Regions from separate parts of the Homo sapiens genome. Here all the other regions are linked to region 4. The links are chromatin contacts, found by Hi-C or POLR2A ChIA-PET in ENCODE. All regions are on one chromosome and are shown on one strand. The core of a region is the stretch at or near the end of the contact, and the rest is flanking DNA. Distances in the headings are between cores, read along the strand shown.

What was found. Hi-C counts contacts between places; a loop is a spot of excess contacts on that map. ChIA-PET counts read pairs that join two places held with the same protein, here RNA polymerase II (POLR2A). Pooled maps may share reads with other maps.
Region 1: a pooled map shows a loop between it and region 4 (9-fold over the local background). The contact joins the promoter of PPP5C here to the promoter of DHX34 in region 4. A Hi-C loop is called at or near these places in 1 of 168 maps with a recorded cell type or tissue (heart right ventricle) and 5 of 50 pooled maps. POLR2A ChIA-PET finds 5 or more read pairs at or near these places in 1 of 52 experiments (naive thymus-derived CD4-positive, alpha-beta T cell).
Region 2: a loop to region 4 is called in a pooled map, with 2.4 times the contacts of the local background. The contact joins the enhancer-like site here to the promoter of DHX34 in region 4. A Hi-C loop is called at or near these places in 1 of 50 pooled maps. POLR2A ChIA-PET finds 5 or more read pairs at or near these places in 2 of 52 experiments (WTC11 and activated T-cell).
Region 3: a map of naive thymus-derived CD4-positive, alpha-beta T cell shows a loop between it and region 4 (7-fold over the local background). The contact joins the promoter of CCDC61 here to the promoter of DHX34 in region 4. A Hi-C loop is called at or near these places in 1 of 168 maps with a recorded cell type or tissue (naive thymus-derived CD4-positive, alpha-beta T cell) and 6 of 50 pooled maps. POLR2A ChIA-PET finds 5 or more read pairs at or near these places in 1 of 52 experiments (activated T-cell).

What each region holds. Positions count from the first base shown.
Region 1 is chr19:46,345,396-46,348,403 of GRCh38, reverse strand. PPP5C (protein phosphatase 5 catalytic subunit) reads right to left here and starts at 1,317. Exons shown (of 13, transcript NM_006247.4): 1 at 1,187-1,317. The coding sequence starts at 1,307. RefSeq lists enhancers at 1,070-1,199, 1,300-1,479.
Region 2 is chr19:48,412,574-48,415,468 of GRCh38, reverse strand. GRIN2D (glutamate ionotropic receptor NMDA type subunit 2D) reads right to left here. Exons shown (of 14, transcript NM_000836.4): 5 at 1,364-1,478; 6 at 885-1,096; 7 at 437-605. Among named protein-coding and RNA genes, the nearest start is that of GRIN2D, 20 kb to the right of the region's middle. RefSeq lists enhancers at 515-654, 360-1,081. Within about 2 kb of position 1,405, at least 4 of the 41 ENCODE cell types and tissues checked have a DNase peak (open chromatin) inside an H3K27ac peak, as active enhancers do.
Region 3 is chr19:45,994,147-45,996,852 of GRCh38, reverse strand. It overlaps CCDC61 (coiled-coil domain containing 61), which reads right to left and starts at 1,386. Exons shown (of 14, transcript NM_001267723.2): 1 at 1,349-1,386. RefSeq lists enhancers at 1,269-1,448, 1,839-2,028.
Region 4 is chr19:47,348,065-47,350,801 of GRCh38, reverse strand. DHX34 (DExH-box helicase 34) reads right to left here and starts at 1,487. Exons shown (of 17, transcript NM_014681.6): 1 at 1,450-1,487. RefSeq lists an enhancer at 743-1,647.

The sequences.
Region 1 (3,008 bases), core at 68-2,567, 1.0 Mb after region 4:
AGGCGGAGGTTGCAGTGAGCCGAGATTGCGCCATTGCACTCTAGCCTGGGCAAAAAGAGCAAAACTCCCGTCTCAAAAAAAAAAAAAAAAAAAAAATTCCAAACTGGTCTTTGTAATGACTCACGGAGACCCTGCATGATCTGGCCTCTGTCCTAATCTCATCTTGTTATTGGTCTCCCCCTAAGTAGCCAAAGCCCCAGCCATGCCAGTACCCTTTCATTCCCCATCCCAGGGCCTTTGCACAGGCTGCTTTACCTCCCTGGAACACTCCTCTCCAGTTCTCCCTCTGTGAGTTTCAGCTTAAACGCCTCCTGCTCAGTAAGGCCTTCCCCCACTACCCTATCTAAAGTAGCCTCCAACCCTTATTCTCTACTTCATCACACTGCTGGTTTGCTTTCAAAGCACTCATCACAATTTAAGTATTTTACTTATTTACATGGTTTTTTTTTGTTTTTTTTTTTTTCATGTCTGGTTCACCTGCAAAATTACAAGCTAAGGACAGGGCCACATCTGTCTCATTCACTGCTATATCCCCAAAGTCAAGCACAGTCCTTGGCACATAACAGGTACTCAATAAATATTTGTTGAATTAATGAATGAATGGGTGCCCCACACTTGACTCTCAATATTCTAAGTGATACTATTCTTAAGGATCCCCACCCTTACTCCCAAGGCCCCCACCATCACATTCCTTTTCCTCGGGTCAGCCCAAATCTCCTACTTCCTTGTTCCCCCCATCTAATGATCCATTCCCCACCCCCACGATTGCCTTCTCTATTGGGGCTGTGCCCCCTCTACCCCCCACTTGGCGGCACCCACCCCAGGACTCCCCATTTGGTAGCGCCATCAATCACTCCCCCACCACATGTCACTGCCTGGTAGCGCCCTCTACAGGCCTCACGTTTGGTAGCGCCCTCATTCCAGTCCCCCTCTCGCCCCACAATTGGTGGCGCCCTCCTCAGTCTCTCCACTGAGTAGCACCCGCTCCGCACGCCACTCCTAGGTATCACTCTCCGAAGCCCCCTATGTCGCTCCTTGGCAGCGCCATCCTGGGCCTCCCCACGCCCGGTCACTTGGTAGTGTCTGCCCCGCGCCCAGGCTGCAGCTCCGCGTTGCTATGGTTCCGCGCGGGCCCGGCACCCCTCAGCCTGGGCCACTGTCCACCCTCCCTGCCAGGCGGGCGCACCTTTGAAGTAGTCATTGGCCTGAGTCTTGAGCTCCTCTGCCCGCTTCAGAGCTCCATCAGCCGGGGGTTCGTCCCGGGGGGGCTCAGCACACTCAGTCCTCTCGCCCTCCGCCATCGCCATGCCGCAAAGCGACCCCTACCCTGGCAACGGCCGCCAGCGGCACCCGGCCGAACCGTCGCGAAGGAGCGCCGGGTGGCCGCCGCCGCTGCCGCACAAGTGTCGTAAAGCGCGGGCCCTGAAGGCGCCCTTCACGCGCCTGCGCAGGTCCCTTTCGCCACAGAGCGCGCGGAGGACAAGGTGACCAGAGGTTCCCCAGACGGTACCCCTGGTAGAGAGAGCCAATAGGGAATGAGAGAAGGGGCGCGCGGGGAAACAGACCTGGTGTGGCCTCTCCTCCCAAAGTTACCGTGTTCCAAGGCTGTAAAAAGTTTCTCGGTTCTGAAAGTGGGATTTCCCCGCTGTCCTCTAGGGTTGGGGGGTGGGTTGTGAATGTCGCTGGCGGGTGTGGCTGTTTTGCAAGGCAGCGCCATGCCCTACGCGGAGCCGGACCCGGGCGTCGAGCCCTATTGTCGACTACCTGTGTGACCTTGAACAAATCTTCCCTTCCTCTCTAGGGTCTCAGTTACCCATCTCTGAAAAATTAGTGGTTTCTCAAGCCAAAAAGGGTCCAACCTTGAGGGTCAGTGTTTGAGTTTTTAACTGAAGGCACTCTGGATTTCAAGTCCTGAGCAAGGCTTAGAAGTGTGTTGCACCATCTCCTTTCTTCCTGTGTTCAGCTTCCCAAATCCTGAATCTTCAAATAAACTCTCCTGTTTGTGTTTTTACAGATTCTCTTGTCTGAGATCACAGCATTGATTGCATGCACTCTGCCTCCCTCCAGTTTACCCTTCACATTTTTTTTTTTTTTTTTTTTTTTTTGAGAGGGAGTCTCCCTCTGTCGCCCAGGCTGGAGTGCAGTGGCGCCATCTAGGCTCACTGCAACCTCCGCCTCCCGGTTTAAGCGATTCTTCTGCCTCAGCCTCCCAAGTAGCTGGGATTACAGGCGCCCGCCACCATGCCCGGCTAATTTTTGTATTTTAGTAGAAACGGGTTTCACCACGTTGGCCAGGCTGGCCTCGAACTGCCGACCTCAAGCTATCCGCCCGCCTCGGCCTCCCAAAGTGCTGGGATTACAGGCGTGAGCCACCGTGCCCGGCCGAGGGATCTTTCTAAGACATGATAAAACCATGGCACACTCTCGCTCCCAGGCTTCCATGGCCCCAGCACCCTTAGGAGAAAACCCAAACTCCTGATTAGGAGACCCTGAATAGTCTTAACCTCAGGCTGAATAGTCTAATATCCAGATTCCACCCCTTTGCCAATCCCCACCCGCCGTACACGCTTCCAGTCTGTCCTTTCTAAGCCCTCATGTAGCACTAAGTCCTGTAAGGCTCTGGATCCCCTCCTGGAAGCACACTCCTAAACCTATCTATCCCACTCCCAAACCTCTTGTTAGTCCAACCCCATCTCTCCTACTGGCCCCCAGCACAACCAACAATCACCCTAAAGGGCAGATATTAGTATCATCTCCATTTTACAGATAAAGACACAGACTTGCAGAGGTGTTTGACGAAGGTCACAACAACATAAGAAGGTGACAGAGCCAGGATCAGGAATCCCATCTAATTCCTATGTCCTTCATTGCCACTCTACTGCCTCTGTAGGTGCCAGAGCCCATCTTGGTGGGTTAGTAAATTTTTCTTTTGTTTGTTCGTATTGTTTGTTTTGGGGTTGGGGGAAAAGGAGCTGCCATAGTGGATTTGAATTCTGGTTTCGAGTCCA
Region 2 (2,895 bases), core at 156-2,655, 1.1 Mb before region 4:
CTCCCGCGACCCCGCCCCAGGCCCCAATCAGGTGTTTCCTCAATTTGGCCGCGCCCCTGCCCCAGGGTGCCGACCTCTTTTTTTTTATTATTATTTTTTGAGACTGAGTCTCACTCTGTGCCCAGGCTGGAGTGCAGTGGCGCGATCTCCGCTTACTGCAACCTCCGCCTCCCGGGTTCAAGCAATTCTCCTGCCTCAGCCTCCCGAGTAGCTGGGATTACAGGCGCCCGCCACCACGCACGGCTAATTTTTTGCATTTTAGTAGAGACGGGGTTTCACCGTTTTGCCCAAACTGGTCTCGAACCCCTGAGCTCAGGCAATTCGCCCGCCTCGGCTTCCCAAAGTGCTGGGATTACAGGCGTGAGCCACCACGCCCGGCTGTGCCCGCCTCTCGACTCCGCCCCGAAGATTCCCCGCCTCCCGTCCGCCCCCTCACCTCCCCGATCATGCCGTTCCAGACGCCATCGATCTTCTTTCCGTGCTTGCCATTGGTGACCAGGTAGAGGTCGTAGCTGAAGCCGATGGTATGCGCCAGCCGCTTCAGAATGTCGATGCAGAAACCCTTGCAGCAGCGCTTTTCCGGGCGGGGGGCATCCGGTGGAGGGCTGCGGGCAGTGACCAGGCTTGGGGAGTTTGGGGACCCCCTCCTTAGACTCTCTCATGAAGAGAGGATATGGAGGAAGGGATAGGCGGCAGCTAAAACTATGGTTAGCGCTTTCAGGGGAAACTCAGGCTCAAAGAATTCTGAGGTTTGCCTAAGGTCACCAAGCTGGAGGGCTTTGTGGGTCCTGGGTCCCAAGGGAGGAGGGGGCTGGGGGCCCAGACTACTGGGCTTCACGGGAGGCGGGTTTTGGAGCCGGAACTCCTGGATCCCGAGCTGTCACCTGTGGGTTCGGTTGAGCTGGCTCCGGCAGGGGACGGAGTCTCGGATGCAGGTGCCGCTGATAGGGTCTGCAGGCTCCACGATGACAAACGGCCTTTCCTCCAGCGTGGCCACCGTGAGGTGCTGCGTGTCGTCCACTGGCTGCAGGAAGCGACCATAGCGGGACCACAGCGGGTACTTGAGGCGGAGCGTCTGCTGCTCCCAGCTGCCCACCTTGGCCAAAGGGAAAGAGAGTCAGGCTTCCTGGGAAGACTTCCCGGTGTATCCTGGCCTCCATGATCCTCTTCCCTCAGACCTAGGTGTGTGGGCAGCAGCTTCTTCCAAGACCCAGGAGCCCCTCCCACCTTCAGATCCCAGGACCCAGGAGTCCAGGCTCCTTGTCCCCTCCTCCCTCTTAGTCCACGACCTCAAGCCCCCCCTCTGCCAGGATGCAGGAGTCCACACCCTCTGCCATGCCTGAGGTCTGGGGCTACGACTCACCACCTCCCACGTCCTGTCTCTGGTGAGGGAGATGACCACCAGGGAGGGGTTCACTAGGAAGCCGTCCTCATTGAAGGAGTAATCCCGGTTATCCCACGTGATGTTCATGAAGTACCTGCCCAGGAGGAGGGAAAGGGGACATGCTGGGGCCTGGGCTGGACCTTGGCAGCGGAAGGCAGAGAAAGTCCCCTTTCTGCAGACCAGCCCCAGCCCCCAGCTGGAATCTCTCTTCTTTTACCTCCAAGGTCTCAAAAACACGAATATACCCCTTCCCTGCTCAGCACCCTCCCCTTGGCTGCCCAGTGCCCCCCAGGATAAGGTTCCAGACTCTCTTTCAGCTTGGTGTTGAGGCCCTAGAGTCCCCTTTTCTTTCCTTCTTTTTTAAAGTAGAGATGGGGTTTCACTATTTTTCCCAGGCTGGTCTTTTTTTTTTTTTTTTTTTTTGAGACAGAGTCTTGCTCTGTCTCCCAGGCTGGAGTGCAGTGGTATGATCTTGGCTCACTGCCACCTCCACTTCCTGGGTTCAAGTGATTCTCCTGCCTCAGCCTCCCAAGTAGCTGGGATTATAGACATGCACCACCATGCTTGGCTAATATTTTGTTTGTTTTTGTTTTTGTTTTGTTTTTTGAGACAGAGTCTTGCTCTGTCACCCAGGCTGGAGTGCAGTGGCATGATCTTCGCTCACTGCAACCTCCGCCTCCTGGTTCAAGCAATCCTCCTGCCTCAGCCTCCTGAGTAGCTGGGATTGCAGGTGTTCACCACCATGTCCAGCTAATTTTTGTATTTTTAGTAGAGATGGGGTTTCACCATGTTGGCCAGACTGGTCTAGAACTCCTGACCTCAGCCTCAGTGATCCACCTGCCTCAGCCTCCCAAAGTGTTGGGATTACAGGCATGAGCCACCATGCCCTCTTTCTTTTTTTTTTTTTTTAATGTGTGGTTTTTTTGTTTGTTTTTGTTTTTGTTTTTTGAGACAGAGTCTTGCTCTTGTTGCCCAGGCTGGAGTGCAATGGTATGGTCTCGGCTCACTGCAACCTCCGCCTCCCGGGTTCAAGCAATTCTCCTGCCTCAGCCTCCTGAGTAGCTGGGATTGCAGGTGTTCACCACCATGTCCAGCTAATTTTTGTATTTTTAGTAGAGATGGGGTTTCACCATGTTGGCCAGACTGGTCTAGAACTCCTGACCTCAGCCTCAGTGATCCACCTGCCTCAGCCTCCCAAAGTGTTGGGATTACAGGCATGAGCCACCATGCCCTCCTCTTTCTTTTTTTTTTTTTTTTAATGTGTGGTTTTTTGTTTGTTTTTGTTTTTGTTTCTTGAGACAGAGTTTTGCTCTTGTTGCCCAGGCTGGAGTGCAATGGTGTGGTCTCAGCTCACTGCAACCTCCGCCTCCCGGGTTCAAGCAATTCTCCTGCCTCAGCCTCCCGAGTAGCTGGGATTACAGGCGCCCACGACCATGCCCGGCTAATTTTTTGTATTTTTAGTAGAGACAGGGTTTCACCATGTTGACCAGGGTGGTCTCGAACTCATGACC
Region 3 (2,706 bases), core at 137-2,636, 1.4 Mb after region 4:
GTAAGAGCAGGAGACAAACTGAGGCCAGAGTGGTAGCAAAGGAGCTGGTGAGGCATGGTTGGATTCTGGATGTGTTTTGAAGACAGAGCTAATGCGATCTGCTAGACCATATATAAGTAAGACAAAAGGGAGAAGTGAAGAAGACTCCAAGCTAGCCAGGCACGGTGGCTCACGCCTGTAATCCCAACACTTTGGGAGGCTGAGGCGGGTGGATCACCTGAGGTCACGAGTTCAAGACCAACCTGGCCAACATAGTGAAACCCCTTCTCTACTAAAAATACAAACAATTAGCTGGGTGTGGTGGCGGGCGCCTGTAATTCCCTTGAATCTGGGAAGTGGAGGTTTCAGTGAGCCAAGATCGCGCCATTGCACTCCAGCCTGGGCTACAAGAGCGAAACTCTGTCTCAAAAAAAAAAAAAAAAGAACACTCCAAGCTTCTTGATCTTAGTACCTGGCAGGATGAATGTCCCATCAACTGGGTTTGGAGGTTGAAAGGAAGAAATCGCAAGATTGGTTTGGGACAAGTTTATGTCTGAATGTCAGATGAACTTCCAAAGAGAGAAGAGTCGGCCATGATATGAGTCTGGAGTTCAGGGCAGAGATCCAGGCTGGAAATACACACGTGGGAGTTCTCATTAGATAAAGAGGGTGAAGCTAGCCAATGGTATAGACAGAGATGATGTCATTCTACTGATGATGAAGCTGAGGCACAGAAGGGTTAAACAACTGGCCCAAAGCCACAGTAATGATCAGTGGCAGAGCCAGGATTCAAATTCGGGATTCAACCCGACGCCAGAGCCCACATTCTTAACCATCAGTAGAGTAAGTTTAAGAGTTAATTCACCTAAAACACTTGGCAGGTGCACAGCACATAGCAAACGCCACAGGCATAATAGGGCTTCACATCTCTTTAAAGTACATGCTCATCCCTGGAGGTCTCCTTCCCTCCCTTCCTCAATATTGCTTCTTCCCACGACTTTCACCCAAATCAAAGCTTGTAAAGCATAGTGCGCTGTAATAACCCTCTGCCTTAAAACCTCCTACTAAATCGCCACGCTGCATTCCAAGGACGTCTCTATATTTTACCATCTGCTGTCTCCTGCTTTACAACTTTCCCCATTGAAGACCCTCCTGCGATATACAGATCACCCCCAACTCACATGCTGCGCTCAGCCTCACAACCCCTCAATCAAGCGCCTACCCTTGTTAAAGGGCACCCTCCCTCCCGATTCCTACAAGGCCAGGTCAGCTGCCCACCGCAGCCCACTCTCCCCCGAGAGAAGCCCCTTCCCCTCCACCTAAGACCTCCACCACGGCCCGCGCAACCGCCACTCCCGCGGCCTCTCACCTTCTCCACTAGCAACCCTCCTCGCGAGCGGTTCAACTGACGAAGCTCCAGCCCCGCCCCAGGATCCGGCGTTCTCGCTTCTGATTGGTCACAGCTTACCAGCAGCCAAGTTTCCATTAGCCAAAAGAGACGCCCATCACTCTGTCCCTCCCCCAGAGGAGAACCCGCCCTCCAAAACTTCCAATTGGCTAACTAAGAAGAGGCTGTCCCAAATGGGTTGGGGGAGGCACCTAACGTCGGGCTCTTCTCTAATCACTACTGGCTAATAATGCTGCCAGTCATACAAAAAGGTTGTTCCCCAGAGTGGAAGGGAAAGAATCCCGGAAGTAGCCCCTTGACTCCACCTATTACCCCCTGCGGGAGGGTAGGCCGCGCCCACGTGGTGGGGAGGGCCTGGAAGGGAGAGCCGGGTGTGCATGCGCATGGGGAGATAGTGGCCGCGGCTCCGGAAACTGGGGAGTGGTCTCAGCATAAAGACAGGTTGAGATTTGTCATCGCTTGGTGCATTCCAAACCTGCACTAAGCATTTTGCAGGACTTGGCTTATTTAAACTTTATAACAGCCCTGCAAAGTTATTATGATTTCCATTTTACCACTAAGAAAACAGTCTCAGAGAGGTATAGCCACTAGCCCGGGTTCACACGGCTTTTGAACGACCCATATTTTAAACCGATCAGTCATGAACTGGAAGGATCCAGCTAAAGGAATTGAGCGCGGGGATGGGGGAGGAGGGACCTCTTTAAGAAAGGAAAATAAAGTTTAAAGAAAAAAAAAAACTGACATGAAAGTTTACTTAGAATATGAAATAATAACAAATTACATATTTAAAAGAGCCAAATACCACAAACATTGCAAAATCCCAAAGGATAACGTAATGTTTTTATTAATTTTCTGCCTGACACACCTCTGTGATGTTTCCTACTTTTTCAGCTGCATGTTTCACAATATCCTTGTCTACAAAGAGAAAAGTAAGTTATCTTTCCTCTAGCGTGGTTGATGGAACTTTTTAAAAATTCATTATAATTTAGAACAAGTTTCAGCTTCACAAATCAGTATTGGTGATGTTATTGAAGTCTTTTGGAAATCTAGAAAAACTTCTGGCCAGGCGCGGTGGCTCACACCTGTAATCCCAGCACTTTGGGAATCACGAGGTCAGGAGTTCGAGACCAGCCTGAACCACCTGGTGAAACCCTGTCTCTACTAAAAATATAAAAAATTAGCTGGGCGCAGTAGCGGACGCCTGTAATCCCAGCTACTCAGGAGGCTGAGGCAGGAGAATCACTTGAACTCGGGAGGCGGAGGTTGCAGTGAGCCAAGATCGTGCCACTGCACGCCAGCCTGGGCAACAGAGTGAGATG
Region 4 (2,737 bases), core at 238-2,737:
CCAACTCTTCCTTTCTCCATCTCTCTTCAGTTCTCCATTTGACTTTCTCCATCTTTCTCATTAAAAAAAAAATGCTTTTTCAGGCCGGGCATGGTGGCTCACGCCTATAATCCCAGCACTTTGGGAGGCTGAGGCAGGCAGATCACCTGAGGTCGGGAGTGCGAGACCAGCCTGACGAACATGGAAAAATCCCGTCTCTACTAAAAATACAAAATTAGCCAGGGTGGTGGCACCTGCCTGTAATCCCAGCTACTCTGGAGGCTGAGGCAGGAGACTCGCTTGAACCCAGGAGGCAGAGGTTGCAGTGAGCCAAGATCGCACCACTGCACTCCAGCCTGGGCAACAAGAGCGAAACTCCATCTCAAAAAAAAAAAAAAAAAATTCATTTTTGTTTTTTTGAAACAGGGTCTCACTCTGTCACCCAGCCTGAAGTGCAGTGGCACAATCACGGCGTACAGCAGCCTCGACCTCCCAAGCTCAAGTGATCCTCCCACCGCAGCCTCCCAAAGTGCTGTGGATGACAGGAGTGAGTCACCACGCCCTTTCTCATTTTCTGTTTGAATCTTTTTTTCCTCCCTTTTGTCCTTCCAGTATTCACTCTCCATCACCACCTCTCTCCATTTCCCCATCTAATACTTTATCTCCCAATATCAGAAGCTTTAGTAATAGCTCATGCTTACTTACTCACATTAACACACAGACCTATCCTATCTGCATGATCTATTCCTATCCCACACCTATGTACATACACACACACACTTTTCTCACGACTGTCAGGCACTATGATCACCCCCTATTTTACTGAGCAATAGAGAGGCTAAGTGAGTAGCCGAGTGTTACATGAGCCACTCAAATCCAGGGGTTCGGGCTCCACTCCCTCGCTTTTCCATTTCTCAGCATCGTTCTCCATTATCTCCAGCTTTTGTGGGGTTCTTCCTATTTCAACTGTCTCCATCCTTCCGTATCTCTCGGTCTCCCCCGTGATTCAGTGTCTCGTTTCTCCATCTAAATTCCATTTTTTCTGTTTCTAGTGTCCACGATCAGTTTCCGACTTTTCCCTCCACTCCCCAAGTTCATGGGCGACCACGCCTCTCGGCCTCGTGGGCTCTAAGACTCTCGCTGGAACCCATCGGCACTCTCGCCCACGCTCTCTAGTTTTCAGCTTCCCTCCTCTCCCAACACCCTCGTCTTTCAGTCCCTCAGTTTCTCGAAGCTTCTTTTCGTGCCTCCATTTCTTTCGGTCTCTGGCCTGTCGCCCAGGTTCTCCCAGGGACGCTCAGGTGCCATCTCTGTCCGCGTTTGCCGGCCCTTCGGCTGCCTCCTACATTTCTCCTCATCTCGAGACTTCCCTCGCCCCTGGACTCGCACCCCAAACTACCCCCAAGCGGCCCAACTCCGACAGCCATCGCCGCCACAACCCGGTACACCCGTCCCGCCCCCCTCACTTACCACACGCCGCGAACGCCTTAACTTCCGGTCCCAAGAGCGCTAGTCTTGCGCCTGCGCACACAGCCATCTCGTTCTGACCCCGCCCCGCCACCACAGAAGAGCCAATCGGAAGCTCTGGGCTGCCCAAGACCCATCTTGCGCCTGTGCACAGCACGCTTCCGCCCCGCCTCGCTTGGGGCGGAGCCTCGAGTGATTGCGCCCTCTAGAGGCCAGTAGAGGCATTGCGGTACAGACTTGCAAGCGCCTCCTCCCCGGCCCCGCCCTCTCCTCCCCAAGCATAGCCACGTGCGCCTCAGCTCCGGGACGCCGGGGTTTTAACCCAAAGAGAGAGCTGGTCTGGGGCCCAGGAACTTTTTTTTTTCTTTTGAGACATAGTCTCACTGTCTCCCAGGCTAGAGTGCAGTGGCGTTATCTCACCTCATTGCAATCTCCGCCTCCCAAGTTCAAACCATTCTCCTGCCTCAGCCTCTCGAGTAGCTGGGATTACAGGCGCACACCACTACACCTGGCTGATTTTTGTATTTTTAGTAGAGACGAGGTTTCACGATTTGGGCCAGGCTGGTCTCCAGCTCCTGATCTCAAGTGATCCGCCCGCCTTGGCCTCCCAAAGCACTGAGATTACAGATGTGGGGCATCTCACTCAGCCTCTACCTCTTTTCTTTCTACAACCCCATTTTCTGTTACCTTTCTCTGCAATAAACTCAATCACACACATTCAGGAAGACCCCCAAGTATAGAAACAATCTCATTAGCCAGCAATGCACCCTCTCTTTTATTAACTGAAAGAAGAAACAGCTGGGCACGGCGGCTCACGCCTGTAATCCCAACAGTTTGAGAGGCCGGGGTAGGTGGATCACCTGAGGTCAGGCGTTCCACACCAGCCTGGGCAATATGGCCAACCCCTGTTTCTACAAAAAAATACAAAAGTTAGTCGGATATGGTAGTGTGTGCCTGTAGTCCCAGCTACTCAAGAGGCTGAGGTGGGAGGATCGATTGAACCTAGGAGGCTGAGAGACTGAGGCTGCAGTGAGCCATGATGGTACCACCGCACTCCAGCCTGGGTGACAGAGCCAGACTGTCTCAAAAAAAGAAAAAAGTGTTGTTGTTTTTTTTTTCTGAGACGGAGTCTCGCTGTCGCCCAGGTTGGAGTGCGGTGGCGCGATCTCGGCCCACTGCAGGCTCCGCCTCCCAGGTTCCCGCCATTCTCCTGCCTGAGCCTCCCGCATAGCTGGGACTACAGGCGCCCGCCACCACGCCCGGCTAATTTTTTGTATTTTTAGTAGAGACG